Linked DNA regions of Homo sapiens: region 1 is linked to region 2. A link is a loop called in an ENCODE intact Hi-C map of the cell type or tissue named here. Cell type or tissue: mammary epithelial cell. All regions are shown on one strand. Each heading gives the region's core, and the rest is flanking DNA. Links, peaks and the distances in the headings are about the cores only. Region 1 has its middle 90 kb from the start of EDA2R. Region 2 overlaps MSN (moesin).

Region 1 (8,980 bases), core at 431-8,430, 980 kb after region 2:
AACCATCATTCTCAGCAAACTAACACAGGAAGGGAAAACCAAACACCACATGTTCTCCCTCATAAGTGGGAGTTGAACAGTGAGAATACATGGAAACAGGGAGGGGAAACATCACATACTGGAGCCTGTCAGTTGTGGGGGGCAAGGGGAGGGAGAGCATTAGGACAAATACCTAATGCATGAGGGGCTTAAAACCTAGATGATGGGTTGATGGGTGCAGCAAACCACCATGGCACATGTATACCTGTGTAACAAACCTGCACATTCTGCACATGTATCCCAGAACTTAAAGCAAAATAAAAAAGGAAAACATGCTCAACATCACTAATCATTAGAGAAAAGCAAATGAGAACAACAATGAGGTACCATCTTATGCCAGTCAGAATGGCTATTAAAAAGTCAAAAAAACGACAGATATTGGCAAGGATGCAGAGAAAAAGGAATGCTTATACACTGGTGGAAATGTAAATTCGCAAAACCTGAACAAAAAACATTATGGAAATTTCTCAAAGTACTAAATATACAACTACCTATTACTCAGCAATCCCATTACTTGGTATCTTCCAAAAAGAAAATACATCATTGCATTAAAAAGATACCTGCACTTGCATGTCTATTGCAGCACTATTAAATAGTAAAGACATGGAATCAACCTAAGTGTCCATCAACAGAAGATTGAATAAAGAATGTATGGTATTTATATGCCATGGAATACTACTCAGCCATGAAAAAGAATAAAATCATGTCTTTTGCAACAACATGGATGAGACTGGAGGCCATTATCTTAAATAAAATAACTCTGAAAGAGAAAGTCAAATACCACATGTTCTCACTTATAAGTGGGAGCTAAATATTGTGTACACATGGGCACAGAGAGTGGAATAATAGACAGTGGAGACTCCAAAAAGTGGGAGGGTGGGAGACGGGTGAGGGATGAGAAATTATCTGTTGGGTACAATGTAAGCCATGCAGCCTTTCAAGTGATGGACACACTAAAAGCCCATACTCTACCATTTCTCAATATACCCATGTAACAAAATGCACTTGTGCCCCCTAAATCTACAAAAAAGCTTTTAAAAAGAAAACGGTAAAAAATAATTTAAAAAAAAACAATGTACATACATTAAAAAGAAACAACTTTGTGGGATTTCTATATTGGGGATGGCAAAGACAATAAAGAAAGGGGCTATGATGTTTCACAAAAAGAAATAGAGAATCAGAAATAAGCAGTGTCATGGCAGCCAAGAAAGGGATCTAGTAAAGTACCGTAGTAATTTAAACTAGGGACAGTGTACCTGGGTGGAGTCTTAGCTCTGCTATTTTTACTGGTTATTTGACATTAAACAAGTTACTTAATCTTAAATCTGCCTGTCTTATATGTAAAGAGAGGACACTAAGAGTACCTACCCCAAAGGCTATTGTGAAGATTAAATGCATTAATACATACAAAGCACTTAGTACAATATTTTGCACACAAGAAGCACCTAATAATTATTTACTAGTATTGTTCCCGGAATGAGGGGAAGGATTCTTTGAAAAAGTTTGGCAGTTACTGCAAAGCGAAGGAGACAGAAAAGGTAGGTACATTTTCTGTGTAAATTTATTGAAATCCATCCCCTTGTCCTCCCCATTGCCCCAGCTAGGCTCACTCAGGTCCTTATTATCTCTCTCCTGGGCTTGTTGGACATGGAGTGAAGCAAGTAAGACATGGGTTGAGGAATAGGAAGTAATTGTGTTTACCTGGAGAATTAGGCTAATTAGGGGTCAGGTTGAAGAGGAGTCTTGATTGCCTGGTGGGTCAGTTAAGACTTGATCCCATAAGCAATAGAGAGTTCTGTAGAATTTTGGAACAAAAAATAGTATTACAGAATTGTGTTTTAAGGAAAATTATCTTAGTGAAAGAAAGACTAGGCATGGGAAACTAATTAAGGGGCTTCCCAATAATCCAGGTAGAGATGAATAGTGCCTGACTAAATACTGAAGAAGGAAGAAAATGAAGCAAGAGATGTTGGGGAAATTGATGAGGTTTTGCAAAATCGTTTTTTTTTGTTTTTTTTTTTCTTTTTTTGAGACGAAGTTTCACTCTTGTTGCCCAGGCTGGAGCGAAATGGTACAATCTCGGCTCACTGCAACATCTGCCTCCTGGGTTCAAGTGATTCTCCTGCCTCAGCCTCCCAAGTACAGGCACCCGCCACCACGCCCGGCTGATTTTTTGTATATTTAGTAAAGACAGGGTTTCACCATGTTGACCAGGCTGGTCTTAAACTTTTTTTTTTTTTTTTTTTGAGATGGAGTCTCGCTCTGTCGCCCAGGCTGGAGTGCAGTGGCGCAATCTCGGCTCACTGCAAGCTCCACCTCCTGGGTTCACACCATTCTCCTGCCTCAGCCTCCTGAGTAGCTGGGACTACAGGCGCCTGCCACAGCGCCCGGCTAATTTTTTGTATTTTTAGTAGAGACCGGGTTTCTCCATTCACAGGATGGTCTCGATCTCCTGACCTTGTGATCCGCCCGCCTTGGCCTCCAAAAGTGCTGGGATTACAGGCACGAGGCAAATTCATTTATTATTCAATATCATTGGACACGTATTATATGCCAGGCATATTGAAAGGCACTGGGAAAGCAACACTCATTTAAGAAATATTTGTTGTGTATTTATTTGGGTATGAATAAATAAAGTTGGGGTGGACTCTATTGTAAGTACAGTATTAAGAACAGAGAATACTTTTAGAATCCTAGCAGACCAAAACAGAAAAGGCTCATGGAGATCCTCCCATATTAACCAATCTCCTTCCAATTTCATAAACTGAGACCACAGAGAGGTCAAGTGACTTGTCACAGAACTAATACAAAGGCAAAGCTTTAAATGTGAAACAGGTCTGATCTGATTTCCAGTCCAGTGCTCGGATTACTACTTCCAGATCTGAAGCTGGAAGGTGTTAATCAGGAAGACTACAGAGATGGAGATGGCAAGTATGAACAGCAAGAAACTGAGGGATCGGAAGAGGACGTCTTAAACTGGGGTTGTGTTTTTCTACATTCAGAACCCCAGAGTTTTGCAAACATTACAGCTAAAAAAAAAAAAAAAAAAGAAAAGAAAAAGGCAACATGAAAAAGACAACATTAGAAGGTCAAGGAATGGTGAATTGTAAGATGTGCATGCTAAAGCAGTGTATCCAGTCTTCGAAGGAAGTAGGTCAGGTTAGAAAGTTGTGATTTCTCCAGTGATTCTTTGCTTAACGACAGAGATACATTCTGAGAAGTGCACTGTTAGGTAATTTTGTCACTGTACTAACATCACAGCATGTACTATGATACAAACTTAGATGTCATAACCTAGGCTACATGGTATAGCCTATTGCTCCCAGGCTACAAACCTGTAAAGCATGTCATTGTACTGAATACTCTAGGCAATTGTAACACAATGGTAAGTATTTGTGTATCTAAACGTAGAAAAGGTACAGTAAAAATATGGTATGAATGATAAAAAAAGATACACTTCTATAGGGCATTTACTAATGAGTGGTGCTTACAGGACTAGACACAATTCTAGGTGAGTCAGTGAGTGGTGGGTGAAATGTGAGAGCCTGGGACATTACACTACTGTTGACTTCATAAACACTATAAACTTGAGCTAGGCTAAATTTTTTTTAAAAAGTTATTTCTTCAATAATAAATTTACCTTAGCTTACTGTAACTTTTTTTACTTTTTTAAAAACTTTTTGATTCATTTGTAATGAACACTTAGCTTAAAAGGGAAGCATATTGTATAGCTGTACACAATTTTTTCTTTATATCCTTATTTTTATAAGCTTTTTTTCTATTTCTTAAATTATCTTTTTCTTTCTTTCATTTTTCTTTCCTTTTTTTTTTTTTCACTTTTTAACTTTTTTGTTAAAAACCGAGACAGAAATATGCACATTAGCCTAGCCCTACACTGGATCAGGATCATCAAGATATCATTAGGCAGCCAGACGCGGTGGCTCATGCCTGTAATCCCAGCACTTTGGGAGGCCGAGGCAGGCGAATCACCTGAGGTCAAGAGTTCGAGACCAGCCTGGCCAACATGGTGAAAAACCATCTCTACTAAAGATACACACAAAAAAATTAGCCAGACGTGGTAGCGGGCGCCTGTAATCCCAGCTACACAGGAGGCTAAGGCAGGAGAATTGCTTGAACCTGGGAGGCAGAGGTTGCAGTGAGCCGAGATCGTGCCATTGCACTCCAATCTGGGGGACAAGAACAAAACTCTTTCTTAAAAACAAACAAAAAAAGATATAATTAGATTATAGAAATTTTTCAGCTCCAGTTCCATGGTAATCTTATGGGACTATCATCATATATGTGGTCCATCATTGACATCATTGATCCAAACGTCCTTATGCGGCTCATGATTATTTCCCTAGGACCACAGTCAGGGAGGAAAAAGATGTACTCCAGCGACCTCTGCTGAATTCCAAAGGCTGCGGCCATAGTTCCTGGTGACGCAGACAGTCTGATAAAAAACTAAAATGGCGGTGTCGCCCGTACACGTCGTGCAGCAGAGCATGACGGAAAGGACTCTGCTGGAACGACTGGCGGCACAGACTTAAGGCCGGACTCCACTCCCCACCCTCTGTAGTTGGGGCTTCATACCCCTGAGCTATGATGGCACCTTATTGTGAAAACGCCCTGAAAGTGCGAAGAGGTCTCTAAGCCACAGGTGTGGCGATGTTGTTGTCATTACCAGGGACATTCCAGTAGGCGGCGATAGAGGGCAGTATGAGTGCCGCAACCACGCCCTACTTTTTCTAGAGCTGGGTTGTTAAATGATAGGGTTTGATAGGGTTTGAGGCCGAGTCAGAGTTTAAGAATGGTGGAATTTAAACTTTAAAGCTAGGAGTTTTCATCTGAGATTCCTACCGGAAATACACAAGGGTTTGTAGCAGTGGTGAAGGTCAGGAAGTGAATTCCTTGAAATAGTATATAAAAATAAAAACGTAAATTTCTCTGCACTTGTAGGGAGAGAAGGTCCATAGCTTTCATCAAAGAATTTGGTGAATCCTTGCCTTAGGGGTTGGGGCTCCGGGCCAGGGACAACATAGTATAACAATAATGCAGAACTGTAGAGCCAGACTTTCTGGTTTCACATCTTTACCTCTCTAAATCCTTCCTATGTCATCTTAGGCAATGCACTTAACCTGTTTCAGACTCAGTTTCTTTATCTATAAAATGAAGATAACAGCTGTGCTGACTTTTTAATAGACATTCTGACTGGCATAAGATGGTACCTCGTTGTTTTCATTTGCTCTTCTCTGATGATTAGTGATGTTGAGCATGTTTTCCTTTTTTAATTTTACTTTAAGTTCTGGGATACATGTGCAGAATGTGCAGGTTTGTTACACAGGTATACATGTGCCATGGTGGTTTGCTGCACCCATCAACCCATCATCTAGGTTTTAAGCCCCTCATGCATTAGGTATTTGTCCTAATGCTCTCCCTCCTCTTCCCCCACCCCGACAGGCTCCAGTGTGTGATGTTTCCCTCCCTGTTTTCATGTGTTCTCACTGTTCAACTCCCACTTATGAGGGAGAACATGTGGTGTTTGGTTTTCTGCTCCTGTGTTAGTTTGCTGAGAATGATGGTTTCCAGTTTCATCCATGTCCCTGCAAAGGACATGGACTCATCCTTTTTTATGGCTGCATAGTATTGCATGGTGTGTATGTGCCACATTTTCTTTATCCAGTCTATCATTGATGGACATTTGGCTTGGTTCCAAGTCTTTGCTATTGTAAATAGTGTTGCAATAAACATACATGTGCATGTGTCTTTATAGTAGAATGATTTATAATCCTTTGAGTATATACCCAGTAATGGAATTGCTGGGTCAAATGTTATTTCTGGTTCTAGATACTTGAGGAATCACCACACTGTCTTCCACAATGGTTGAATTAATTTACACTCCCGATAACAGTGTAAAAGCGTTCATCCCATTCAAGACATAGGCATGGGCAAAGACTTCATGACTAAAACACCAAAAGCAATAGCAACAAAAGCCAGAATTTACAAATTGGATCTAATTAAACTAAAGAGCTTCTGCACAACAAAAGAAACTATCGTCAGAGTGAACAGGTAACCTACAGAATGGGATAAAATTTTTCCTATGTTTATGTTGGCCACTTATGTGCTTTCTTTTGAAAAATGTCTGTTCATGTATTTTGCCCACTTTTTAATTGGTTATTTGTGTTTGTTTCTTGTTCAGTTGTTTGAGCTCCTTGTAGATTCTGGATATTAGTCTTTTGTTGGATGCCTAATTTGCAAATATGTTATTCTATTCTGTAGGTTGTCTGTTTACTTCATTGATTAAGAAATTCCACAAAGTTTTGCTCTTCGTCTCTCTTTATGTACTTGAATAGACAACATCTATTAGCAGAGTGTGTGTCAGAGACAGCCCTTAGCACACTTATAAGGTTTATCTCATTGACTCTTTTCAGCATCTCTCTGAAGCATGTACTATTATTATCTCTATTTTACAGGTGAGAAAACCGATGGACAGAGAAATGAGGTAACTTGACTAACATCACACAGCTGGCAAAGAGCAGAGCTTCAATAGGAACTCAGGCAGTCTAATTCCAGAGGCCATACTCTTTTAGCCCATACATTTGTGTTGTTTTGCTTTGTGACTAAAAGCCAGACTCTAGATCTAGTTTTTCTGCTGAGTTCAAATTCCAGCATTACCACTTTCTAGTTGTGTGACTTTGGGCAAGTGACTTCACCTCTCTAAGCCTCAGTTTCCTCATTTGTGAAATGGAAGAACAATAGTAAGGCTGATGTGAAGATTAAATGAGTTATTTATGTAAAATACTTACAATAATGTTTGAAACCAGGTAAGTAGTATGTAAATGTCTCAGTTCCCCAGGCAAGATTGGTGGGAAATCAAAAGTCAGTCTTTTTTTTTTTTTTTTTCCTTGCAGCTTTCTAACATTACACAGAACTGCCAGGCTTAAACCAGGTTTAAGTAGTCCAGAAAAAAAAAATGGGTTATGTAGTCTTCAGCAGTCCCTCATGGCTGCCTTCTGGTGCTCACTGGTCATGTCCCAAGTGGTCCATTTCAAGGCTTTGTAATCCTTCAGTGCCAAGTCTCTAACAGGAGCTCACAATCTGATTTATTATGCTATACTGCCCCCTTCTGTGGATTATAGGTAATCAGTAACTATAGGGCTTACAGGCTGAGTTTCTCACATGCTTAATAAATGGTAGTGATTTTGTTTTATTAGCTTTAACGCTCACTCCTATTAGCGTGACTCCCAACCCTTAATGTTACCATGAGCAAACTAAAACAGGGAATAAGGGCATCTATCAAGGGCACATAAATAGTAAGTGATGGAAGTCTGGATTTGAATTCAAGCTTTGATAATTCTCACATTCCCAACTTTTAATTTTTATTGTATGTCTCTTTTTTAAATATTTCTGAATATGATCACATATAAGGACTGTCTATTTCCTACTTTAAAATCTTTTTCTCCTTTAGGAAGTCTTCCTGTATTCTGGCATATTATATTGTACTTCTATGTTGACTATTTTTAAGTTGTTTATGGAGGCGTGTATTATCCTCTATTTTTAGGTAGCTGAATAAAAAGAATGAGTTTTCCAATTCCTTGTTGAATTGGTTTCTAGAAAAAATGCCATTTAGTGAGAATATACTAAAATTCAAGAAACTCAGTTAAAAGGAGACTGGAGAAGAGCACTGAGATAAGTAACTCATGGACCCTGGTAAAGTATACTTGATAATAATAGGTGTTTAAAAAAGTCAACATCTCAAGAGCATGATTTATTTCTTATAAAAGATTACATCCCTCACAATCTAGCTCAATGCCTTATTTATAGTAAGAACTCAGGAAATATTTGTTGAATTGCCATTTAGAGTTTGCTGATAGGCTTCAGTCAATTTCAATCAAGTAATAATATATTTCCTCTGGATAGCTAGAAATGAAAATATTCTAATAAGAAAGATTTGCAGGTCATGAAAAATTTAACCTTTTACATGCAGACTTGTATCTTCATATTTTTAATAATAAGAATCACTGCAAAGTTAATAAGACAGTTCTGGGTTTTAATGTAGTAATAATAAATATGTAATGTTATTTGATTTTTCTTATTAAAGTGAGAGTCTTCTATAAGAATAATCATGAGGCATTGATAGAGGTGGAGTCAAAGATGTACATATAGCTTTGTGTGTCACAGCACTGATCAAATAATGAGTCTGAAGCTCATTATTATCATATATCATAACTTATTTTATTTATTAATGGTTTTGCCTCTCTTCTCTAAAAATTGAGAGAGATGTGGTTAAGTATAATATGGAAGACAGTAGCATAATTGTTTTCTATTTTGTAAACTTAATGGGTAAATCAAAAGCCAAGCAGCTGTTTAAAAAGTAATAATTTTATCTTTTAGAAAATCCTTATCAATATCAGATGTAAAGCAGTGTAATGAGAAGACCACTAAACTGGGAGTCAAAAGCATTTTATTCTGGTCCCAGCTCAACTTCTTGTTTGTGTGATCCCCTACTAGTTCCATGCTCTCCTCTCTGACCTTCAGTTTTCTCGTTTGTAAAATGAAGATTACAATGCCCATAAGGTTTTAGTGAGATTCAGTGAAACTGCTTTGTCAAAGTGTTGTACAAATTAGAAATAGTGTTATAGTAAGGCATCGGTAATGTTTTCTTTTTCTTGTCAAGAGTCTTCTAATGCTATCAGTTATTTTAACATCTGTAACATAAGACACCACATCAGTATCATTGTAAGCTTTAATCTACACTTGAATCACACCGGTATTAAGTCAATTGATGATATACAAAGGAGCAGTATCCATCATCACTCCAAAAAATTGTGCTGGTACATATTGGAGAGTGCTTGCTCTTAGCGTCCAAATTTATTTTTGTAAAAAAAAAAAAAACAGACATGCCTATAAACACAACACTAAGTTAAAAATTTCTATACGC
Region 2 (8,980 bases), core at 554-8,553:
GCTTGATGCCAGTAGGCTCAACTAGGGAGTGAGTGCAAAAAGCTGAGTATGGTGAGAGAAGCCTGTGCCCTGATCCAAGTTTACTCAACCCTCTCAGGTGACCAAAATCCCCTTCTCATCACTCCCCTCCAAAGAGGTGACTGGGCCCTGCCTCTGTTTGACAAACCTCTAACCCAGGTCTTGACACCAGCTGTTCTGTCCCTTGGAGCTGTAAACCAGAGAGCTGCTGGGGATTCTGGCCTAGTCCCTTCCACACCCCCACCCCTTGCTCTCAACCCAGGAGCATCCACCTCCTTCTCTGTCTCATGTGTGCTCTTCTTCTTTCTACAGTATTATGTACTCTACTGATATCTAAATATTGATTTCTGCCTTCCTTGCTAATGCACCATTAGAAGATATTAGTCTTGGGGCAGGATGATTTTGGCCTCATTACTTTACCACCCCCACACCTGGAAAGCATATACTATATTACAAAATGACATTTTGCCAAAATTATTAATATAAGAAGCTTTCAGTATTAGTGATGTCATCTGTCACTATAGGTCATACAATCCATTCTTAAAGTACTTGTTATTTGTTTTTATTATTACTGTTTGTCTTCTCCCCAGGGTTCAGTCCTCAAGGGGCCATCCTGTCCCACCATGCAGTGCCCCTAGCTTAGAGCCTCCCTCAATTCCCCCTGGCCACCACCCCCCACTCTGTGCCTGACCTTGAGGAGTCTTGTGTGCATTGCTGTGAATTAGCTCACTTGGTGATATGTCCTATATTGGCTAAATTGAAACCTGGAATTGTGGGGCAATCTATTAATAGCTGCCTTAAAGTCAGTAACTTACCCTTAGGGAGGCTGGGGGAAAAGGTTAGATTTTGTATTCAGGGGTTTTTTGTGTACTTTTTGGGTTTTTTAAAAATTGTTTTTGGAGGGGTTTATGCTCAATCCATGTTCTATTTCAGTGCCAATAAAATTTAGGAAGACTTCACAGTGACTCAATCGTTCTTTGTGGTATGAGTGGGTAGCTGTAAGATATTTCACTGCAGTTTCTATTTATATATTACCTTCTTATCTTTGGTCTCATTTCATCTATACCTCAGTTCTATGGAGAGGGGTGATATGACTATCCCCATTTTATATAGGAGAGAATGGGCTCAAAAAAGTATAATAACTTCCCAAGGTCACAGGACTGTCTAACTTAATAGTCTGTGCCCTTTCGGTAGTTCCAGGCCAACTTTTCTACTGTGGGTGTGGATCCTGCATTGACCATGTGATGCTCCTGGACTTGCCTGGCATTGGGACCTAAGAGGTACTTATTTGTATCTCTTGATTTCTCTTGGGATGCTCAGGCCCTGTCCTGCCTCTTTGTCAGGAAGGTCTTCAGGCTTTTCCTGCCTCCTACTACCCTCACATATTGTAGTGCCAATAAAGGTCAGGGAAACTACCTTGGGCCCTGTTGCAGAAGGCAGTGGGGAATGGAGTGTGAAGTGAGGATGGAGAGTGTGTGTATGTACAAAAGCTATTGGGTAGTACTTTATAGTTTATAAAACATGTATAAAACATTTTGTAGCCTAGATATGGTTATCCTCATTTTGCAGATGAGGAAACTGAGGCCAGACAAACCTTCTAAACTGTCCTGGACCTGGCACTCTCACTTACCACTTTCCTTCCTGGTAAGCCAACACTTGCAAGGAAAAGTAAGTTATCATATATTTCCTTCCTTCCTTCCTTCCTTCCTTCCTTCCTTCCTTCCTTCCTTCCTTCCTTCCTTCCTTCCTTCCCTCCTTCCCTCCTTCCCTCCTTCCTCTCCCTTCCTTCCTTCCTTCCTTCCTTCCTTCCTTCCTTCCTTCCTTCCTTCCTTCCTTCCTTCCTTCCTTCCTTTCTTTCTCTCTCTCTCTCTGTCTCTCTCTCTCTCTTACTCTTTTTATGGAGTCTCTGTTGCCCACTCTGGAGTGGAGTGGTGCAATCCTGCCTCATTGCAACCTTTAAGCGATTCTCCTCCTGCCTCAGCCTCCGTAGGAGGTGGGACTACAGACACACACCATCATGCCTGGCTAATTTTTGTATTTTTAGTAGAGATGGGGTTTCACCATGTTGGCCAGGCTGGTCTTGAACTCCTGGCCTCAAGTGATCTGCCTGCCTCGGCCTCCCAAAGTGCTGGGATTACAGGTGGGAGCCCATGAGGCCTGGCCCAGTTATCGTATGTTTTGTGAGCTTTAAATCCTTAACAACAACCCTTTGAGGCAGTGGCTCAAAAACTTGTCTGCACATTAGAATCCTTTAAAGATTCCAAAGCCCAGACCATATCTTCAAATCAAATTATAACCTCTAGTATTGGGATCCAGGCACCAGTGTATGTATTTGATGATTCCAGTATGTCCTCCTGGGGGTGGGCAGACATATACTAGGAAGAGGAGACATTTGCACAGCTTCAATTCTAAGGTAGCAGATATAGTTCGAAGTCCCTAGAACATCAGTGTAGGAGGAGGCCTTAGGAGTCTCTGCTAATGATTATCCCAACTGTTGTTGCCTTGGAAAGTGAAGGAGTTTTAGATCCCCTCCAACCACAACCAGAGGATCTCTGTTTTTGGATATTGGGTTGTATGTGTGTAAATGATTTATTTATTTATTTATTTTAAATGGAAAACAGGTAGACTTCTCCCAGGAAGATGGATGTGGCACGCAAGATAATGGCCCTCTAAAGACATCCATGTTCTAATCCATGGGACCTATAAATATGTTACCTTACGTTGCAAAAGGGACTTGGGATGTCATTGGGTTAAGGGTTTTAAGATAGGGAAAGGGTGCTGTATTATCCAGGTGGGCCCAATATAATCACAAGAGTCATTAAAGATGGAAGAGGGTCAGATTCAGAGAGATTTGAATATGCTATGTTGCCGATATTAAAGATGGAGGAAGGGGCCATGAAACAATGAATGCAGGTGGCTTCTATAAAATGGGAGAGTCAAGGAAATGGATTCTCCCCTAGAGCCTCCAGAAGAAATGCAGCTTTGTGGACACCTTAGTTTTAGCTCAGTTTTAGCCCATTTTGGACTTTCATCTTGTTACTGGAAAGGGGTTCGATCCAGACCCCAGGAGAGGGTTCTTGGACCTCTCACAAAAAAGAATTGAGGTGAGTCCATAGAGTAAAGTGAAAGCAAGTTTATCAAGAAAGTAAAATTATGGTTACTCCATAGGCAGAACAGCAGTATGGGCTGCTTGATTGAGTATACTTGTAGTTATTTCTTGATTATATGCTAAACATTATTCATGAGTTTTCTAGGAAAGGGGAGATATTTCCCCAGAACTGAGGGTCTCTCCCCTTTTTAGACTATATAGAGTGACTTCCAAACGTTGCCATGGCATTTGTAAACTGTCATAGTGCTAGTAGGAGTGTCTTTTAGCATGCTAATGAATTATAATTAGTGTATAATAAGCAGTGAGGACTGCTAGAGGTTACTTTCATTGCCATTTTGGTTTTGGTGGATTTTTGCTGGCTTCTTTACTGCATCCTGTTTTATCAGCAGAGTCTTTGTGACCTGTATCTTCTGCTGACCTCCTATCTCATCCTGTGACTAAAAATGCCTAACCTCCTGGGAATGCAGCCCAGTATGTCTCAGCCTTTTTTTTTACCCAGCCCCTATTCTAGATGAAGTAGCTCTGGCTCAAGCATCTCTGACAATCTGACCTCCAGAATTTGTTCTGTTTTAAGCCACTCTAGCATTATTCTCCATTTCCCTATTTCTTGAAATTCCTTATTCTTGAAATGACAATATTATAGAAATGGAGAAGGGAACAAATTAGTGGTTGCCTGCAGTTAAAGAACAAGGCAGGGGATGGAGAGCATGTGAGAAATGGATATGGCTATGAGAGAGCAACAGGAGGGGTCCTTGTGATACCTAGTGTCTTGACTATATCAATGTTAAAATCTTGGTTGTGATATTGAAGGCTAATTTACAAGATGATACCACTGGGAGAACATGAGTAAATTGTACATGGGATCTCTCTGTATAATTTCTTACAACTGTATGTGAATCTACAAAGACCTCAAAAAAATTAATTTAAAAAATAATGGGTAGAGATGCTGGGTATATATCCAAGAGCAATGAGTGCTTATGTCCACCAAAAGACATAGCAATACTATTTGCAATAGCACCAATCTGGAAGCTAGCCAGACTTTCATCAACAGGAGAATGAACAAAACAATTGTATATTCATAAATGGGGTATTACTCAACAATAAAAATGAATGGACTACTGCGATATTGTGAAATATATATATTTGGTCTTCCTCTTATTTCCTGGCATACCACTCCTAAAATCCTTGGGAGCTCCAAAGTGCTGTCTTTTTGTATGCTAATGATTGACTAATAACTTCAGTGTGGGACTGGTCACCAGAAAGACAAAGCATGAATAGAAGGTTGGGACTTTCCTCTAACCTCCAGGGAGGGGAGAGGGGCTTAAGGTCAAGTTGATTGCCAATGGCTAATAGTTTAATCAACCATGCCTACATAATGAAGTCTCCATAAAAATCTATTACGTTGGTGCAAAAGTTACTGCTGTTTTTGCCATTAAAAGTAATGGCAAAAGGTGTGGTGGCGCATGCCTGTAATCCCAGCTACTCTTCGAAACGCTGAGGCACGAGAATCACTTGAGCACAGGAAGTGAAGATTGCAGTGAGTGGAGATGGCTCCTCTGCACTCCAGCGTGAGTGACAGAGCAAGACTCTGTCTCAAAACAAAACAAAACAAAACAAAACAAAACAAAACAAAAACAACCCTCACTCTGGATCCTCCTTGAAGAAGAAGCCAAAATTCCTTAGCCTAGTGGCTCTTCACTATTTGACTTGTCTTATCTTCCACTATCCATCATCATCTATCTCCCCACAGCACTTTGCATTCCAGGCATACTAGACCTGGCATCCCTCAAAATCCCAGACTTTCTCATAATGACGTTCCATTGCAATAATAATTGTAATTAGCATTTATTAAATACTTACTGTTCAGTGTGCTTTACAGGTATTACCACATATCTTCACAGTATCTCTGAGACAAGGGCAGTTATTACAGATAAGGAAACTAAGGTACAGAAAGGATAAGTAACTTGCCCAAAGTCACATAGCTTGGAGTGACAGAGGCAAGATTTAAATGTTTCCTAGAGCTTCAAATTCAGAATAACAAATATATTATTTTTATTCTTATTCCACTTGGCTCATCTTCTTATGCCTCTCTCTCACTTGGTGGCGCCACTATCCACGCCTTTTTCCAGAATAAGAACTTGGATATTTCTCCTTGACAATTTTCTTTCCCTAGCGCGGTCCCAGTGCCCAATCTCCTGCCTTTCATTCTGCAAATAGCTTTTTAATGCCATATCTGCTTCTCTTCTGCTGCTGGGACCGTTGCCTCTAGTGAGTGGCCTCCTCACTAGATCTCCAGTCAACTTTCTATCCTCTGCTGCCAGTAACTTGTCAGAAACTTCTACTCTTCTTTTCTTTGTTCAGTTTCTCCATTCCTACCTGAGTTGGTCTCACATTCTCTGCAAGGCACAAGTGATTTCACCCAGTTCAGTGACTAATTATGGCCTATGTATTAATGACTCCCATGTTTATCTCTCTAGTCCATAACTCTCTCCAAGTTCAATTTGGACAACTAACTGCTCCCTTGAAACCTCTACCTGCATATCTAATACGATTCTTAAAGTTTACTTAGTCAAAGCAGAACGCTTGATTTTCTTCCCAAATCCTTTCCTCCCTCAATCTTCCTCACCTCAGTAAATGATGCCACCATTTGCCCAGTTGCTCAGGCCCCCAAATCAGGCACCATCATTCCTCTTTTCTCACTCCTAGAACCAGTTCATCGGTAGTAAGGCCTGTCCAGTCTACTTTCTTTCTTTATTTTATTTTATTTTATTTTTTCCATATGGACTCTCACTCTGTTGCCCAGGCTGGAGTGCAGTGGCATGATGTCGGCTCACTGCAACCTATGCCTCCTGTCCTCAAGCGATTCTTCCACCTCAGCCTCCCAAGTAGCTGGGACTACAGGCACGCACCACCACTTCTGGCTAATTTTTGTATTTTTAGTAAAGACAGGGTTTCGCCATGTTGACTAGCCTGGTTTTGAACTCCTGACATCAAGGGATGCGCCCACCTTGTCCTCCCAAAGTGCTGGGATTACAGGTGTGAGCCACTGAGCCCGGCCTATCCAGTCTTCTTTCAAATATGACTCCAAACACAACTACTTTTTACTTCCTCCAATTCATCACCTAATCTGAGCCATTATTACCTCTGGTCAGGACAATTGAAATGACTTCCCAACAGGTCTCTCTGCCTCCACTTTTGCTCTCCTACAGTCCATTCTTCACACAGTAGCCAGAGAGACCTTTTACAAGTGTAAATTAGGTTACATCACTCCCTTACTTTAAACCTCCCATGGGTTTTTTTCTTTAATCACACTCAGAATGAAATTCAAATCTGTACTGTTACCTTCCAGGCTCTATGTAATCTGGCCCTTTCTCACCTCTTTTTTCATTTCACCTCTTAGCACCCTTCCCTGGCTTACTATGCTTCAGCCACATTGTCCTTATTTCTTTTCCATTAATATCCCAAGCTCATCCAAGTATCAGGCCTTTAACTGCCCCATTGTCTGGAATGTTCTTGCCAGAGAATTTCCCATGACCGGCTCCTCATCATTCAGGTCCCAGCTCACAGAAGTACCCCTTTATCACCCTATCTGAATTAGTCCCCACTTCCCAACTCACATACACACCTATAATAGCTAACTTATATGGCTTACAATGTGCCAGATACCGTTCTAAGCCCTTTTGCATAAATTAAATCACCCTTACTATGCTCTTACAAGATAAATGCTGTTATTGCACCATATTATAGATGAGGAAGGACACTAAGACACAAAAAAGTTAAACAGCATTCCTAAAGTTACACAGCTAATAAAAAGGCAAACCATGATTTGAATTCATTCTCTATTTCATTATCCTGCTTTATTTTTTCATAACATTTCTCACTAACTGAAATGATCTAATTTATCTATTTCTTATTGTTTATTACCCATCTGTCCATCTAGAATATAACCTTCACAAAGGCAGGGACTTTTTTTGTTCACAGCTGTATTCTCCAACAACTTACCTGGACACAGTAAGTACTCAATGTTTGTTGAATGAGTTAATGGCTCCTCCCTAGGAATGTGCTGCTTTCTCTAGTTGGGATGATCTTCCTCTTTCTTTCTGAATTCCAACATATAATCTTTTTTAAATTTATTTTGTAATTGTTTTTAACTTCTTATTTCCATAGGTTTTTGGGGAACAGGTGGTGTTTGGTTACATGAGTAAGTTCTTTAGTGGTGATTTGTGAGATTTTGGTGTACCCATCTCCCGAACACAGTATATACTGAACCCAATTTGTGGTCCTTTATCCCTCACCCCCTTCCCATTCTTTCCCCGAGTCCCCAAAGTCCCAACATCTAATCTTTTAGGACCAGCTTCAGTCTTGCTTTCCCTCGGAAACCTCCTGTCCATCCTCCCCTCCTCACTAATGTACCATATTGTCTGGTCCTCCCCTGGCTTCAGCTCATGAATGAAATGACACTGAGTGGCTCTCTTCACGTGTGAATCTCAACCTGATTATACAATCCCTCCCAAAAGGGGCAATGTCTTTTTCATCACAAAATCTTCCACTGCCAGACCAAGCTTAGTACATAGGTTCTACATGAACACTTGCTGTATGAATTAGAAACTCAATTTCACTAAAAGCATTACCTTGCTCTTCAGATTATTTATAACCATGTGAAATTGCAGACCTGTCCTGTGGTAGAATTTGCTGTCAAAAGACATTGTTATTTTAACCTCTTGTTTTCTGTCTCCCAGCCAATTCGCCCACCCATAGCTGAAAGTCTTCCAATCCCAGAATAACTTAATTTTTCTCACAGCCCTTGGTTTGGATCTTGTCAGAGGGGTTTAGGAAGTGTCAATTCCACCCACTATTTTTACATATCCATTGACCTCTCCAAGAAAACTTCTAGTTTAGCCTGAGCCCCTTGTCTTGTCTTTCTCTGTTAGTACAATTTTCTTCCTCATCCTGGTTAGGGGTATCTTTGGTGAGTTTTGGGTCTATGTAAATAGAACAACTTGGCAGCAGGGTGGTTCAGCTGCCACTTTTCTGGATAAGTGAAAAACTGTTCAATGGTCTACATTTCTGAGAAGGTAAGGTAAGGGTCTTATTACCAGTGGCAGAATTTAGTCTCACCCAAATAGAAAAGGGCTTGTGGAAAAATATCCAAAATAAAGATAGCTCCATAAACTGCTCCTTGCAAATGCAATATCTTTGCAAAGTAAAACCCTGCCCAAGTACTGTCTGTTAGGGATTTGCTGAGCTGTGTGTTTTTTTTGCAATCAGTGTAGGCCCAAAGGGTCTTTGCTAAAATCCACTCTTGAAACTTGAAAATCCAGAATTATTTCTTCTTCTGAATTATTCCTTCTGATCTTGGAGCCCATGTTTTGTTCCTCTATTCCTCCTTTATTGCTTTCTTTTGCAGTAAGTATTTCCTAATGTAACACTTTAATTTATTTAGTGTTTTCTGCCTTTTTTTTTTTTTTTTTTTTAGTTATTTTGTTAGTGGTTGCTCTAGGGCTTAACATATACGTCTTAACTTGTGAAAATCACCTTCAACTTATACAAACTTAATTCTGGTGAGATAAAGAAACACTTACATGGCTCTATTATCTCCCCCTTTTGTGCTATTATTGTTATGTATATATATATATATATATATATTACATTTATATATGTCACAAATGCAATAATATATTGTTATTACTTTATACAATTTCAAGTCTATTAAAGAAATGGAGAAAAAGAGGAAAGCAAGTATACATTTATAGATTTTGTTATATTTTCTTTCTTTAATATAAATTTGCTCTCATCTACCTCCTTTGGGCTATTACTGTCAAATATATTACATTTCTATATGGTATAGACCCA

Evidence for each region. Peaks named below come from ENCODE experiments on the same cell type or tissue, not always from the same donor. Only the 100,000 strongest peaks of a DNase experiment are listed, where the experiment ranks them.
Region 1: it touches region 2 in a loop (10-fold over the local background); 3 of 110 quality-filtered maps call a loop at or near these places.

Annotation. Positions count from the first base shown.
Region 1 is chrX:66,724,449-66,733,428 of GRCh38, forward strand. No RefSeq gene overlaps it. Among named protein-coding and RNA genes, the nearest start is that of EDA2R, 90 kb to the left of the region's middle. In mammary epithelial cell, for the core only: CTCF peaks have their summits at 4,434, 4,757 and 7,176 (motif pointing left); a DNase peak (open chromatin) is centred at 4,583; H3K4me3 peaks cover 318 bases.
Region 2 is chrX:65,740,955-65,749,934 of GRCh38, forward strand. MSN (moesin) reads left to right here. Exons shown (of 13, transcript NM_002444.3): 13 at 1-977. Among named protein-coding and RNA genes, the nearest start is that of MSN, 78 kb to the left of the region's middle. In mammary epithelial cell, for the core only: a CTCF peak has its summit at 5,232; a DNase peak (open chromatin) is centred at 4,167; H3K27ac peaks cover 358 bases.